Linked DNA regions of Homo sapiens: region 1 is linked to region 2. Evidence: chromatin loops called from intact Hi-C (ENCODE). Cell type or tissue: A673. All regions are shown on one strand. Links, peaks and the distances in the headings refer to the core of each region. The heading gives the core; the rest is flanking DNA. Region 1 overlaps RBMS3 (RNA binding motif single stranded interacting protein 3). Region 2 holds the start of RBMS3-AS2 (RBMS3 antisense RNA 2).

Evidence for each region. Hi-C counts contacts between places; a loop is a spot of excess contacts. Peaks named below come from ENCODE experiments on the same cell type or tissue, not always from the same donor. Only the 100,000 strongest peaks of a DNase experiment are listed, where the experiment ranks them.
Region 1: a loop joins it to region 2, with 6 times the contacts of the local background. A loop is called at or near these places in 1 of 110 quality-filtered maps.

The regions. Positions count from the first base shown.
Region 1 is chr3:29,344,844-29,351,752 of GRCh38, reverse strand. All of the region lies in intron 1 of RBMS3 (RNA binding motif single stranded interacting protein 3), which reads right to left. Among named protein-coding and RNA genes, the nearest start is that of RBMS3, 67 kb to the right of the region's middle. In A673, for the core only: no CTCF peak of the experiment used is centred there; DNase peaks (open chromatin) are centred at 4,162 and 4,662; H3K27me3 peaks cover 775 bases.
Region 2 is chr3:29,640,045-29,646,953 of GRCh38, reverse strand. All of the region lies in intron 4 of RBMS3 (RNA binding motif single stranded interacting protein 3), which reads right to left. RBMS3-AS2 (RBMS3 antisense RNA 2) reads left to right here and starts at 4,138. Exons shown (of 3, transcript NR_174948.1): 1 at 4,138-4,295; 2 at 5,807-5,860. In A673, for the core only: no CTCF peak of the experiment used is centred there; a DNase peak (open chromatin) is centred at 3,823; H3K27me3 peaks cover 1,417 bases.

The sequences.
Region 1 (6,909 bases), core at 1,220-6,219, 300 kb after region 2:
CAAAAGAAAAACATATGAGATATTATTATACATATATTTTAAACTTCTATATGGCAAAAATATCATAAGCAAAATCAAAATGCAGAAAACTAATTGGGGAAAATCTATGCAATGCCTTATCAAATACATATGTATTTTCCTTAATCTAAAAAAAACTCAAAAAAGTCAGTAAAAGACAATACAAAGTGAAAAATCTGTAAGGAAGGGTAGGCTTCCAGGAGAAACATACAAATATTTTATCCTCCTTTGTAATGAAGTAGATATATAGTAAAATTAAGAGATTGTGTTTTTCACAGTTCAGATTGGCAAACATTTGTAAATACAGTGATTGTAATGTTAGAGCAATTATGAGGAAACACAGAAAACTGTACTGGGTGAAGTGTAAATGCATGGATAATTTCTTATGGGCAGTTTAGCAATTTCTATTACAATAACAGAAAACTCAGGATTTCTTTGATGTAATACAGCAACTCTTAGAGAAATTAATCCTAAGAAGACGATCCTAGAGGTTCATAAGGAAATTTGCAGGAAAATGTTCATCACGTCATTATTTGTATTACCAATGAAAGCCTCCATAAGAGTGGACTAATTAACTACAGCAAATACAACGTTGCTATTAAAAAGAATGAGGTAGTGCTTTAAGAGAAAAAGCAAAATGAACAACTGAGGAAAGGAGGGAAGAAATCAAGTAAGCAAGTTGGTATAGGCATATCTATAATAACTTTATATATGTGCAAATATATATATATACACATAATATTTTCTAGAAAAGCAGGCAGAATTGTTAATGGTAGATTTGGAAGGAGAAAATGGCACAGAAGATGTCCACTTTTCCTTTTATAGCTTTCCATAGTATTAATTTTTTTTTTTTACCATGCACATTATAGTTTTTTGTTTTTACTTTGTTTTTCTTTTACCTTTTATGGCAAAAGGCTTATCTGTGCAGTAGATTATGAAACATTTTGGGGGTCCTTTTTTATATTCCTTAACATTAAAAGAAAAACACATTATTTAGTAAATTTAAAACTATTCCCCTAAACAATCGATTACCATTCAAAAGAAACTAAGATACTCCATATTCGCGATGCTGATTAAGGCTCACTCAAGACAGACACTTTCAGAGCAGAGCATAAGCTTTGTCCCAGGAGAGAGGGAGCTTAGTTCTCTCCATCTCTGTGGCCCCTGTACTGTCTACTATAGTGCCTTATACATACATGAGATGCTTAGGGCAATTTCGTCACATGAAGACCTTTTAAGATTGAATTGTTTTCACTTATTTTACATGAAGTAAACTAACTGAAATTAGTTTACTTTATATAATTACCTATATGATTTTCTGTTCTGTGGACATCAATCCCTGTCTAGACAAATTTTACATATATTGGCAATCTCTAAAATGAAAGAACCAAACCTAACTCAATTGATCATTCAATTTGCAAACAAACAAAAAACAACCAATTATGAACCATGCTAACTAGCAGGAACAGTCATCCCTTAATTCTTAGCCATAATTTTATAATGACAGTTTTTTAAAAAATCCCTAACTTTCAAAAATGTTCAAAATGAACAACTAGATTTTTTTTTTTTTTTTCAGATGGAGTTTTTACTCTTGTTGCCCAGGCTGGAGTGCAATGGTGAGACCTCGGTTCACTGCAACCTCCGCCTCCCAGGTTCAAGCAATTCTCTTGCCTCAGCCGCCCGAGTAGCTGGGATTACAGGCATGTGCCACCATGCCCAGCTAATTTTGTATTTTTAGTAGAGATGGGGTTTTCTCCATTTTGGTCAGGCTGGTCTCGAACTCCCAACCTCAGGTGATCTGCCCACCTTGGCCTCCCAAAATGCTGGGATTACAAGCGTGAGTCACCTCACCCGGCCTGAACAACTATATTTTTATGAATAAATCGAGATTCATGGGATGGATTCACAAAGAGAAACAAAAAATTAGTTCTGAAGGCTATCGGAATTTAACTCATTTGCAACAGCATGTTACATTGGATTCTTTAACTGAGGCACCAAGATAAAACAGACAGCAGACAGCTGAGTTGTTAGACACACGATACAATACCATTTGCAAAATGTCAGAGTAGGGTGACAGAGAGCTAAATGGCCTAAAATCTACATTGAGGATTAAAAATTAGTGCAAACCAATGAAACCAGGAAGAAGGACTTGTGTTAAAGATCTGTTTGGAGAAAGTTATTCTGTGCTTGCTTCTCAAGTTAAGACAGAGGAGCTTCAGAGGGACCCCTCAAGAGCTTAATATGTTGCTCTGAGTTAATACGGCAAAGTGAACTGTGATTGGTCCCTATACAGGAAACATAGAGGACAAAGTAAGCAACTGATGAACTGCTTTGGGCACAAAGTAGAAAGGTGCAGCTGTATTGGGATTGACCTGCATTCTCAGACTTTGTTGGAGCCAGGGATCAATGTCCCTGGACAAGATGTGGGTTACAGAGGAATAGAGAGAGTACGACTGTAGCTTTTTTGTCTCCTGTCCAGGAAAACCACTGGAGGCTAATGAGATTCCTGCAGAGAGAATTTTAGGAGTAGATCTCCACGGGGTGCAAAGGGAGCAGAGAGCTGGAGAAAAATCTATCATCAATGTCACAGATGTGCTTTCAAACATCCACAGTAAAGGCCTCAAAGGAGCCTAAGAAAGATCTCAAGAAAGAGAGAGACCTGGTAAGAATATACAAAGCCATCTCAAGAAAGTCAAGTACGAACTTCCCTACCTTCCTCACCTGTCCTCCCCTACCCTCTCACTTTGACACTAGCAGGGTTAGAAATGAGAACCAGCAGTTGAAGAATGAGGTGAACTGCAAGAGAGGAAAGAAAAAGAAGCACCAAGCATCTTACTCTCAAGTCCCTTCTACTGCAGACTTGGGCTGGAGGATGGGACACAATGTTAATCTACATTTTTATTAAAGATGGATTATTGAATGGGAGCTGCACATTCTAATTTCGGAATTGAGCCTCAATTTGCTACTTAAAGTGGATCCTGGTCTCTGTGACCTCATTTAATTAAGGAGGAAATTGGAGCTCAGGGAGTTTACGATTTTTGGTTTTTGCCAATTGCTACTCAACTTATTAGTGAAAAGCAAAGAGTAAGCCACATTTTTATTACTGTATTGTAACCATTTTTAAACATAAAGAGTGTTTTGATTTGATTTTTTTTTTTTTTTTAACAGAGAGAAGTCAAGAGTGAAAATTTCTCACGGCCTTAAGTCTACCACAAATATGTGGCACTATAATAAAGTCTGTTGATGAAATACATAAATTAACTTTCATTTTCTGGAGACAGTAAATGCAGTGTTTTGTCTGACTATATGCTCGATGAACAATGTAGCATTTTATAGCATTTCTTTTATGCACAACCCCACCTGCATCGATTATTAATATTTCCTGACTAGATTAAAAGTTTTAGAGATAAATTTGCCTGAAATATTTTAGTTCAATGTCCCCTTTGGGGAATTATTTTCAGCCTTAACAGCTTAAATGACAATGCAGTCAGGAGACTTGAAACAAGACGAAAACAAGAATACTGAGGAAAAAAATAAATTTCCAACTTTATTGATAAAGAGACCCTACACTTAGTAAATTTCAAGTATGCAGCATCCCGGAAAACTCATGTGTTGTTTACTTGTCATTTACTTAAATGACAAGGCAGTGAAGAGACTTGAAACAAGAGGAAAACGATGGAAAAAAATAAATTTCCAACTTTATTGATAAAGAGACCCTACACTCAGTAAATTTCAAGTATGCAGCATCCTGGAAAACTCATTTGTTGTTTACTTCATTAGCACTTCATGTATATAGCCAACTTTATTGAGTATATTAATGTGAATAGGTTATTGTTATGATCATAAACCTAAGCTTTAAGGCCCTTATCATCCGGAATGTTTCAGTATTTCATACTGCTAGAAATTTTGTGTTAAAGAAAACAAGTTTGCATTCTCTCCCTCTTAAGGGTGCTGCCACGGCGAGTTTTGTGGGGAGAAATAAACTGAACATTTAATTCTGTCCCCACCCTATACTCCTCCCAAAACAAACCACTTGAATTGTAATTCCATCCAAACTCCCTCCAGACTATGGTTCATGAATTTCAGGGGTAAAATCTTTGTCATAACCTTGGAAACTGCGTGGAATCCACATAATTGACTATTTCCTGTGATTTGTCAAAATGCCATTCTTCCCAATAGACCATTTTCCCCCCATCGCGAATGCACACACCCATAGATAATAACTTCAATTATCAAGAATATACAAAATAGACTATAATTTAATAGGATTACAAGTGTATTTCATTGTATTAAATTAAAATAAACAAACCCCTAGACCTTTCCTCTATCAATTTTAGTCAGCATCCTGCATGCAACGAATGAAACCTATTTATTAAATATCTTTAAATATTATAGACCTAGAAATAGCACACTTACCTACACATATTTATGTGGCACTTGAAGAATACTGATTTACATGAAACTTAAAAGTGCTAGAAAGTTAACTTGATGCTTTTCAAAAATTCTTTTAAACAATTTCAGATCTTATTTTAAAAAGAAAATGAAATAAATGACAGGAATTGGCATGATGTTTATGACTTCCCCATTATTTGTCTCTCTCATCAGCCTCCAGAGTCTTCATATTTCCTTTTGGTCACCAAAGGAATTCCCAACATTCTTGGTGAAACTCCTTGTTCATGTAGCCAAAGGCATTAACTGAAAACCTACCACCAGGCTTCACAGAGCACAACTAGAAAAAAACCTGAAATCTGGCAAGAACTTGTTTTTCATAGTGCTTTTAGTTAGAAACATATGGTCAATAGCCATTTAAATGTTATGTTTGCAGGCCAAAGGAGTTCTTTCACGTAATGTTTACTTTGTGTACAAAGAGCTTCAACACCACAATAGCATACATTTGCTTTTATAGAAACTAAGAAATGTTTTAACTAAATTGTGTCTGCAAAGAGTTCTGAAACATGCCCCTGCTAATGCTCATTAATAATCTCTAAAACCGATTGGTCCATGATAGTTCAGGTTTTCTGAAGATATAAGAATGAATTGCTGGCCAGGCGCGGTGGCTCACGCCTGTAATCCCAGGCCAAGGTGAGTGGATCACCTGAGGTCAGGAGTTCGAGACCAGTCCGGTCAACCTGTTGAAACCCCATCTCTACTAAAAATACAAAAATTAGCTGGGCATGGTGGTCGGCACCTGTAATCCCAGCTACTCGAGAGGCTGAGGCAGGAGAATCACTTGAACCCGGGAGGCGGAGGTTGCAGTGAGCTGAGATCGCGCCACTACATTCCAGCCTGGGCGACAAAGCAAGACTCCATCTCAAAAAAAAAAAAAAAAAAAAAAAAAGAATGAATTGCCTTTACTAGGATTCACAATAAAACAGAAATAATCAAGAAAATGAAAGCATAACTGGAAGAAAAATTTCTCAGTCCTATTATTTAGGCATACTTAAAAATATGGCTTTGGTTGCCTCAGCAAACACACAAAATATTGAGGCCCTACTATGTGCTAAGCCATCTGATGGTAATTTGGGGTACTTGTATTCTCTCTGGAGAAGCAATATGCAAGTAAATAGTTATTGTGATTGAGAACTGTCTTATGTCAATATGGGCCAACTCCAGTTCTATGCAAGTATTCCCTTTGTTTCTTGAACGTGGCTGCACGCCTATGCCCAGTCAGCCACCTGGCAAAAGGGGCTGGGATAATAGACCTAAAGACTCACAGGAAAACCAACATAACAATAATCATAGTTTTAAACTTTGCAGTATCCTCTTGATAAAAGAAGAATGACATTGTTTTAACATACATCTTCACTTTTCCCTTCTCTATATAAAAAAATTGGCTCCTCTGGCCATTTGTACAGTCTGGGGGTATAACCAAACCATTTTTCTAATTAGTTTGAAACACTTCTCTTACTCCAATTAATCATTTTAATTATGCTGTCAACATCTGTGTCGGGACTTCAATCAAACCTGTTTCCTTAATGGCCTCCTCTGGCCATGAATTGTCAGTCTGTCCCTTAAAACATCAGACCCACACATAAACCTGGTTACATGAATTTTCTGGGAGTCTCTAGTAAGTTTCATTAGAGCATGGTGAGCTTTCCATTTGGATGAGAAAATTACATGCAAGGCAAGTAAAATATACAGATGGAAAGAGCTGTCTCCTATGACAGGGCTTCTCATGGAGAGAGGCATTTTATGTCTTTCAGAGGAATCCCCATAAAAGCAATGGGGGAAAAAATTAAGGTTTTAGGTAAAGTATAGCTGAGAGGAAGAAACAGTGAGAGACAAAGAGTGGGGGAAAAAAAAATCCTCCTCCTTTTAAACTGCTAGAATGTAGAGCTTCTTGTTATTAAATATTTCTCAGTCAAGAAAACTGAAATCTATAGCATTTCTGTGACAGAAGCAGATAAAGCCATGAGTTTTCAAGAGACAATTTATTCATTCTTAGTCTTTCTGTTCTCTTCACAAGGGAAATTATAGACAAGACTATCAGGTAGAATTCATTGAATAAATAATGCAAATTGCTGCCCCTTAGCTCTAGAGATCATTTAAAATAATAAAGGAAGTATAGATGAATGGGAGGACCCCAGTCAATAGCTCACTTCCACCATAACTAACAAGTCAGGCTTGAAGGAAAATAGTACAGCAGTAATTTAACTTCAGGGTCTTTAACAAGACAAATATCGCTGCCATCACAGTTGGCTAAATGGTGTTATCAGGATGACTGAAATTCAACAACTGATAATTAAGAATCCTCCAGCCCTTTGTGGAAAGACATTTTGTTGAGCTACAGAGAAATCTGTAGGTCCTGGGCTTGAGTTAAAGGGGACAGCCACTGGGACTGTCTACACACTGTCTTTTCTGAAGAAGTTCCTTATGGAGAAAATGACAAGA
Region 2 (6,909 bases), core at 1,229-6,228:
TATTTGCCTCCAGATTATCCTGCACTTATCTAACACGCATTCCGAATGAGGAAGATACATATGCAAGATAGCTGACTTGCCCCCAAAGACTCCTCCACTTTACCCAAATCACGTGGGAGATTCCAAAAACAGAATATCTACTTTAAAAGATTTTAAACTCTCCTCCCTTTTTTCCCTCTATCACCTAGACATCATCAAGACAGAATCGCAGGAATAGGAGACAGGGAAGGGAAGGGAAGAAAAATGAGAAGGGAAAACTGTAGTTAGGATGAAAAAAAAAAAGGAGAAAAAATGAGCCTTTGGCTGGCATGGCATAGAAATGATTTGGTATGAAAAAAAAACATAAAAATTGTTAAGAAACTTAAACCAGTATTTAAATGTAGACATACTTATAAGAGACATTAGGTAACATATTAACGGTAGTGAAACAAAAAGAACTCTCAAGTGGCCATTTTCCCTGTTCCTTTTAAAGAATTAATAAAACCAACATTTGAATGATTTCATTTAATTGCAGCAAGCACTCATGATGAGATGCAATTACAAGTGTGCACCTTCTGAGAGTCTCAGCCACTTTTATTGACTTTGCTGTTTCTAGTATTGAACCTGAAATTGTACAGCCACAATTGTTTTCTGCCTCTAAGCCAATGTAGACATTCTCCTTGATAAGTTTATCAGACATTTAAGGCAGTGTCCACCAGAACTTTATGCAATATCAGCAATTTTCTATACTTGTACTGTCCAGTCTGGAAGCCACTACCTTTATGTAACTATTGAGCATGTAAACTGTGACCAGTACAATTAAGGAACTGAATTTGTATTTAATGTGAATGAATTTAAATTTCAATTTAAACAGGCATACAGCCAAATGATTACACTATTGGACAGCATAGATTAAAGGGAACATCGAAGATGATAGCAGGCTTGTATGTTACCAATATAAAATACCAATGCATAACCAGCAAGATTGCCTAAGCAGATTAGAGGTAATGTAGGGCTTTGTAGGTATTTCCAAATATGGGCCAGGGCAAATCACATAAACAGACAATATAAATTTAAAAGGCTATCTATATGGGTGGGTGATAAAGGCCAGTGACCCAGTGGTAATTCACCTAAACTACCAATTATTTTAATATTACCAAAAACATTACACAATGCCAATATGGGATGTATGACATCCATGCTGCAAAACATCAAATGTCCTCTTGGAAAGTTTTAATTGTCTAAGAGGAAAAAATTAGCACAAACCCAAAGTAGACTCTGCCTCAAAGTCAAAACGTGTTACAGAAGCTGACTTTTTAAAAGAAAAACCAAATTAAAAATGACAGAAAATGAACAGTATTCAGAATGATACAGTAAAATGGAAGATCCCTTATAAAATGGATCAAAACTTGGAATCATTGCCTCATGATGACTTAACTAAAGTTTGAAGTTGATAGCACTCTTTGTACAGAAGTTAACTAGATCAAGGCAGCCTGATAATTCATAAATGGCAATAATGGAATTTATTATTGTTCCTTATACAAAGACCCTTCTGTCCTGGGACATTCCTTGGACAGCACCAGACACCCTGGCAGAGAATGAATAAGACACAAAGCCGAACTTTTACAAAGCCCAACTCATTCAGCAGATATTAATTTGAACAGAGAAATCAACAATGTATACCGATTTGCAGATCACAATCACTCGAGTAATTCAAGATCTAAGTTTTAAAGCAGAGAGAAAAGTGCCACATTTGTAAATACATAGAGGTTCCATTGCTCAAACAAGCTCTTAATATGCAGCCTCTTTTTTTGCATCTCCTGCATTCCTGAATCATTTTAACTTGTATTGAGAAATAGCCTTGAGAAATGTAGGAACTGGTATTCTTTTTATTTGTGACAATGATACCCTAATAGATGCTGGAATCATTAAAAGTCTTTGCTATACCATTTTTATTCTCTCTTTTTGATTCTGTGAGAAGTGAACCATGGTTAAGCAATACTTCTACAGGGATTAGTGACTATGCCATTAATTTCTCATATATGTTGTTATATTTTCAGATGAAAGATGTTATGTAAGTTGATGTACTATTGACATATTTAAATGTAATTTTTATTGGGTAAACATTTTAATCAGTGACCTTAGTGGATTGAAGTACACATTCAGGTTCATGGAACCATCGATAAAAATGTCAGCCATGAACTACTCTTCGGCTATAATCCTACTTTCGCCTGTGCAATCAATACAATCAGAGTCAAACAATATAGTGCCTGCAATGAAAGACTAAAATTCATATACTATTATAATATATTGGATGACAGTTCAAAACTAGGGTTTGTTTGTAGTTTTACTGAACCTTTTAGGCAAAGTTCTATCAATAGCATTTGTGAGATCTAAACCTAGAATGAATGCAGACACGACATAATTAGAAACAGAACAAGAAGCACTGGAACCAGTCTACGTGTTCCATCTGAGACACGTTAGGCTCTAGGTCCACAGGCTTCAGACACGAGGCTCAAATATACTTATGATTCAGCAACAGTTCTTGTCTGTGCATGGAGGCACACCCAAACTATGCAGCCCCTAGTGGCATATACCTCCCACAATTACTGGAATAAAAGCATTGTTTAAGCCCACAAAAATTTCAGTTGAGAGGATGCAAATTGTGATTGAAACCCGTTCAAAATTGTAACACGACAATTTAACACAGGATTTCAAATTTCCTTTTTTTTATTTTTTTGGAGTGTTCCATCTAATGCGTTATGCTGTGATTGCTAGAGGCTATTTGGGAAGCCCATTTATCATGGATAACTTTGGGGAAAATTACTATATTGTAAACCTGTTAGTGACTAGAATTCCCCTCTATTAGATTCAAATGTTTGGATTCAGACTAACCAAGCTGTGATTATGAGAAGCTGGAGAAATGTTTGAAAGCTGGGGGTAGAAGCGGCATACTGCCACTGAAACCTCAATTTTGGAGTGTGAGAAACCAATGCACTCGAAAAACATTCTGCTTTACAGGACTAATATGAAATTATCCTAAACGGAGGTTTTCAGAGAAAGAAAATGGCAGGAAATTCATTAATGCTCCCACTCCCTGAATGTGTGTGTGTTTTCCTTTTTCCATGTTAAAATTGTGATTACAGAAATGAGACGAGATCAATATTACCTACAGCTTGACATTCAGAGACAACGACAGAACTAAATATCCATTAACTGTCTCTTTTCTCCGGCCTTTTCTCTAGAAACCTCCCTCAAATCACCCACATTGATAGAGAAATGACATGAAAAATGGCCCACAAACAACGGCGCTTTCCTTGAAGAAAACAACTTTCACGTTTTTCTCCCTTTTTTCCCTGCAGACTGTGTTACGCTCCTTAATTTGTCCCTGCACAAGAAATAAGCATATGGATCCGTGAATGTACCCTTCCTCCTCTGCTGCATTCTGAAAGGAAAGTCAGAAGCTCGTCAAACTTAGAACTTGAAGCTAAGCTAAGACACCCTCGGCAATGCAGGGGAAAAGTAGGAATGAGAACAAAATGAAAAATCCTGAAGAAACCACTCTGGGGGAAGAAGTCAACAAAGAAATTATACCACTATGAGGCTCATGAAGCCCGTGCAGGCCAAAAACCTTGTTCCTAAAAGCTCCCCATGTGTGGCTGCTAATGCACAGGAAATGTGATTAGCTGCCTGAGAAAGGCCTAGAATTACTCCCATTCTGACTAGATTACTGGATAATTAGATTGGTAGCGCTCTTCCCTGACTGTGGCTGTCAGATTAAATCTGGCTGGTTCTCTTTAGATAACTGTCATGCCCCAAAATAACAAACAGAGACTGACACAGCGAGGAGCCTTTTAAAAAGTGTTCCAAGAATCAAAGTGCCTATTTTTTCTTAATAATAAAACATGAACAATGTTCAATGGACTTGAGTTTATTCAAATTGTCATTATATTTGATTAAGAAAATGCTACCAGACAAAGCCTGGCCAGACAGGCTTAATCTCTGATGGTAAATGAACATCGCCAGGCTTGACTAGCCACCTCTGGGATCGACTGAGGGAAAGGCAGACTTGAATTACTCAGAGAATAAGCCAGTGGTTCTGTTTTAATGCTCTGAGTCAGCAGCCTTTTATAGCTCAAATCAAGGTCAACAAGATATGTAGAGCACCTTCTCTGAGCACTAGCTGGAACACGGCGGCTCTTCTTTCTTCCACTCTGAGACAAGAACACATGCGCTTTTCCTGTAAGTGTTGTCTCCCCAGTTATTCTGGAGACCATCCAGAAGAGAATGAGAATAAAGAAACCAACAGAAGAAAGGTACAAAGGGTCCCAGGTTCTTACCAAGTTCCCACAGTCTTGTTCTGCTGTCCCTAGTGACTAAATGTTTGCAGTGACTGGGGCAGTGTTTCCTCAGGTGTTATAGCCTGGCCTCTGGCAAGAGATGGGAAAGGGGATAGAAAGATGAAATGCTTTTTGGTGGTACACATGAAACCATACATTTTTACTTATTTTATTTTTATATGGCAAATATAACTGATTTTCTATTTATAATAGAGATACAAAGTTTCCTTTTTAAGGAAACTAACAACAAAGTGTTCAAAAATAAACATAGATGATCAATTTGTTTTAAGAAAAGGTTAACAGGCAGGTATGGCAAAATGCAAATATAACAAAGGTGGAAAGCTGAGAAACCTGGGTGTAAATAAGAGAAGACAGAGCAAAGCATCAGATCAGATGGTGAATCCCAGCATTTCCACTTAGAATTGCAAACTCTTGGGCTAGTTCATTCACTTCACCCAGGGTCAGAATCCACTCATTGGCAGATCTACGGGTTATAACCTTTCTGATCGCAGAAAGTTGTAAAATATCAGCAGTGAGCCTGCCACAGCGTGCATGTTCAGTAAGTGAAAGCAGTTATTGCTTTTAACAAGTGGAACTGGAGTTCTATGTATCTCTTCATAAAATGCCTAAGAAATGTCAGTTCTCTTTGGGTAGGACTTGCCAAATCTCCTCATTGTTTGGTTCCCTCTTTCTTGGGAGGACAGCTCTAAGAAGAATCCCTTGGCTTCAGATGTTTAATATGCATCTCCAAAGCCCCTAGAAGGACCAGGCAAATTTCACTGTGCCTCTGCTCTTCATGGACACCACTGACTTTAGCATAAGTGTCCTGGTCTTTACATCTCTCACCCTGTGCAGTGTGCCTGTCTTGAGTAGATGCTCAACAAATGTTACCTCAGTGAATATGACAATTAAAGAAGCAGTGCAGTATACATTTTTTAAATTCAAATGTTCATACAGTATACAAGAGAGAAAAAAACAAGTGGCCAAATCTTTTTCAAACTCAATAAAATAAGCTAAAAAATTAAAAGTCATTGCCATTTCTTTTTAAAGTGAATGTATCTATTGTTTAAAAAGTATTTGATATACTACTAAAAGTAATAATTGGCACAAACATTCTGGAAGGCAATTTAGCAGTACATTAAAACGTGTATGAAATATACATTTAAGATATACCATTTGATTCAGCAATTCTAACTTTAGAAATCGATTCTAAACCAATTATTATGAATATGTAGAGATATTTACTTATAAGGATGGTCAATGCAGCCTCTTTGAAATACTGGTGGTTTGGAAACAACCATTATGCTCAGCAATATATTTTTAAAATACAGTATGATACTGCTTTACAAATGGGAAAGCATGTGGCCACTGAAAATAATTTTTTTGAACAATATTTAGTAACAGGGAAAATGATTTAGTTTATACACAACTTATCAGATTAAAATACAATATGTATGAATAGATTCATTTTTGTAATTTGTCTTTAGATAAAGAAGGAAGAATAAAAGATACCAAAATGACAGTTATCGCTTGCTTCGGAGGTGAGACTATAGAGGATTTTTATGTCTTTCCTAGTTATTTTTCTTGAAGTTTCTATTATGAACAAATACATTTCATAGCTAATTTATTTTGTGCAATTGGCCAAGGACTATGCTAAGTTTGTTACATGTATTATCATGTAATTCTCACAAAAGCCCTATGAAGTAGGAAGAATCATTATCCCCATTTTTAAAGATGGGTAAACACAGCTGTAGAGACAGTAAATAACTTACCCAGGGTCACACAGGAGTAAGGGGTAGAGATAGCCTTCAAACTCAGTTTATCTGACAGCAGAAATGGAATATTTTAGGGTTAAATACAATACTGTTTCATATGTATTATTCTTTATATAGGGTAAAAAGCTACTTTAAAACAAGGAAAAAATGCCAAGGACCACTATATGATTGATAGCAGAAAGAATTGTACAGATGAATGTAAAATCATTAAAATGTTTTCCTCCACTTTGAACCAGTGGAATCTATGCACGATCAAATAGTTCAGTGTAAATTATTTTGTGTAACACATCATCCTTCAAGAACCCAGGGATTTTATTTACAACAGACTGACCAATTGATGTTTCTAAATATTAACTAGTGAAGCAAGCTCTTGGTCCTATAGAATTTTAAATTATCAAACTTCGCTTATCTTCTGTTAAATTTAGAATTGTGTTTGTTTAAAATGTCTAAGAATGATCCCCGAAGCTTAATCATTTTCCTCATTGTTATGCAGGTAATATATGCTCAATTTTAACATCCAGAGATAAACTTTCTACCTTTTGCTGTTTTCTTTCCGTCTTTCGTGTGTGTGTGGGTGTGTGTGTGTGTGTGTGTGTGTGTGTGTAACCAAAATGTCAATAAAATGTTTACTGCATGAGATTATCCAGATATTTTAGATTTCTGGAGTCATCCTAGTACATCTGGGGAAATACTTGGCATAGTTACACATCTGTATCTGCTCATATGCCATTCTGATTTGCTAGCATTCCTTTCTCTCAGCCTTGTATCAACCTGTAGGTAGAATATAGTGACATAGCAGTGGCTTTTCTCTTAAG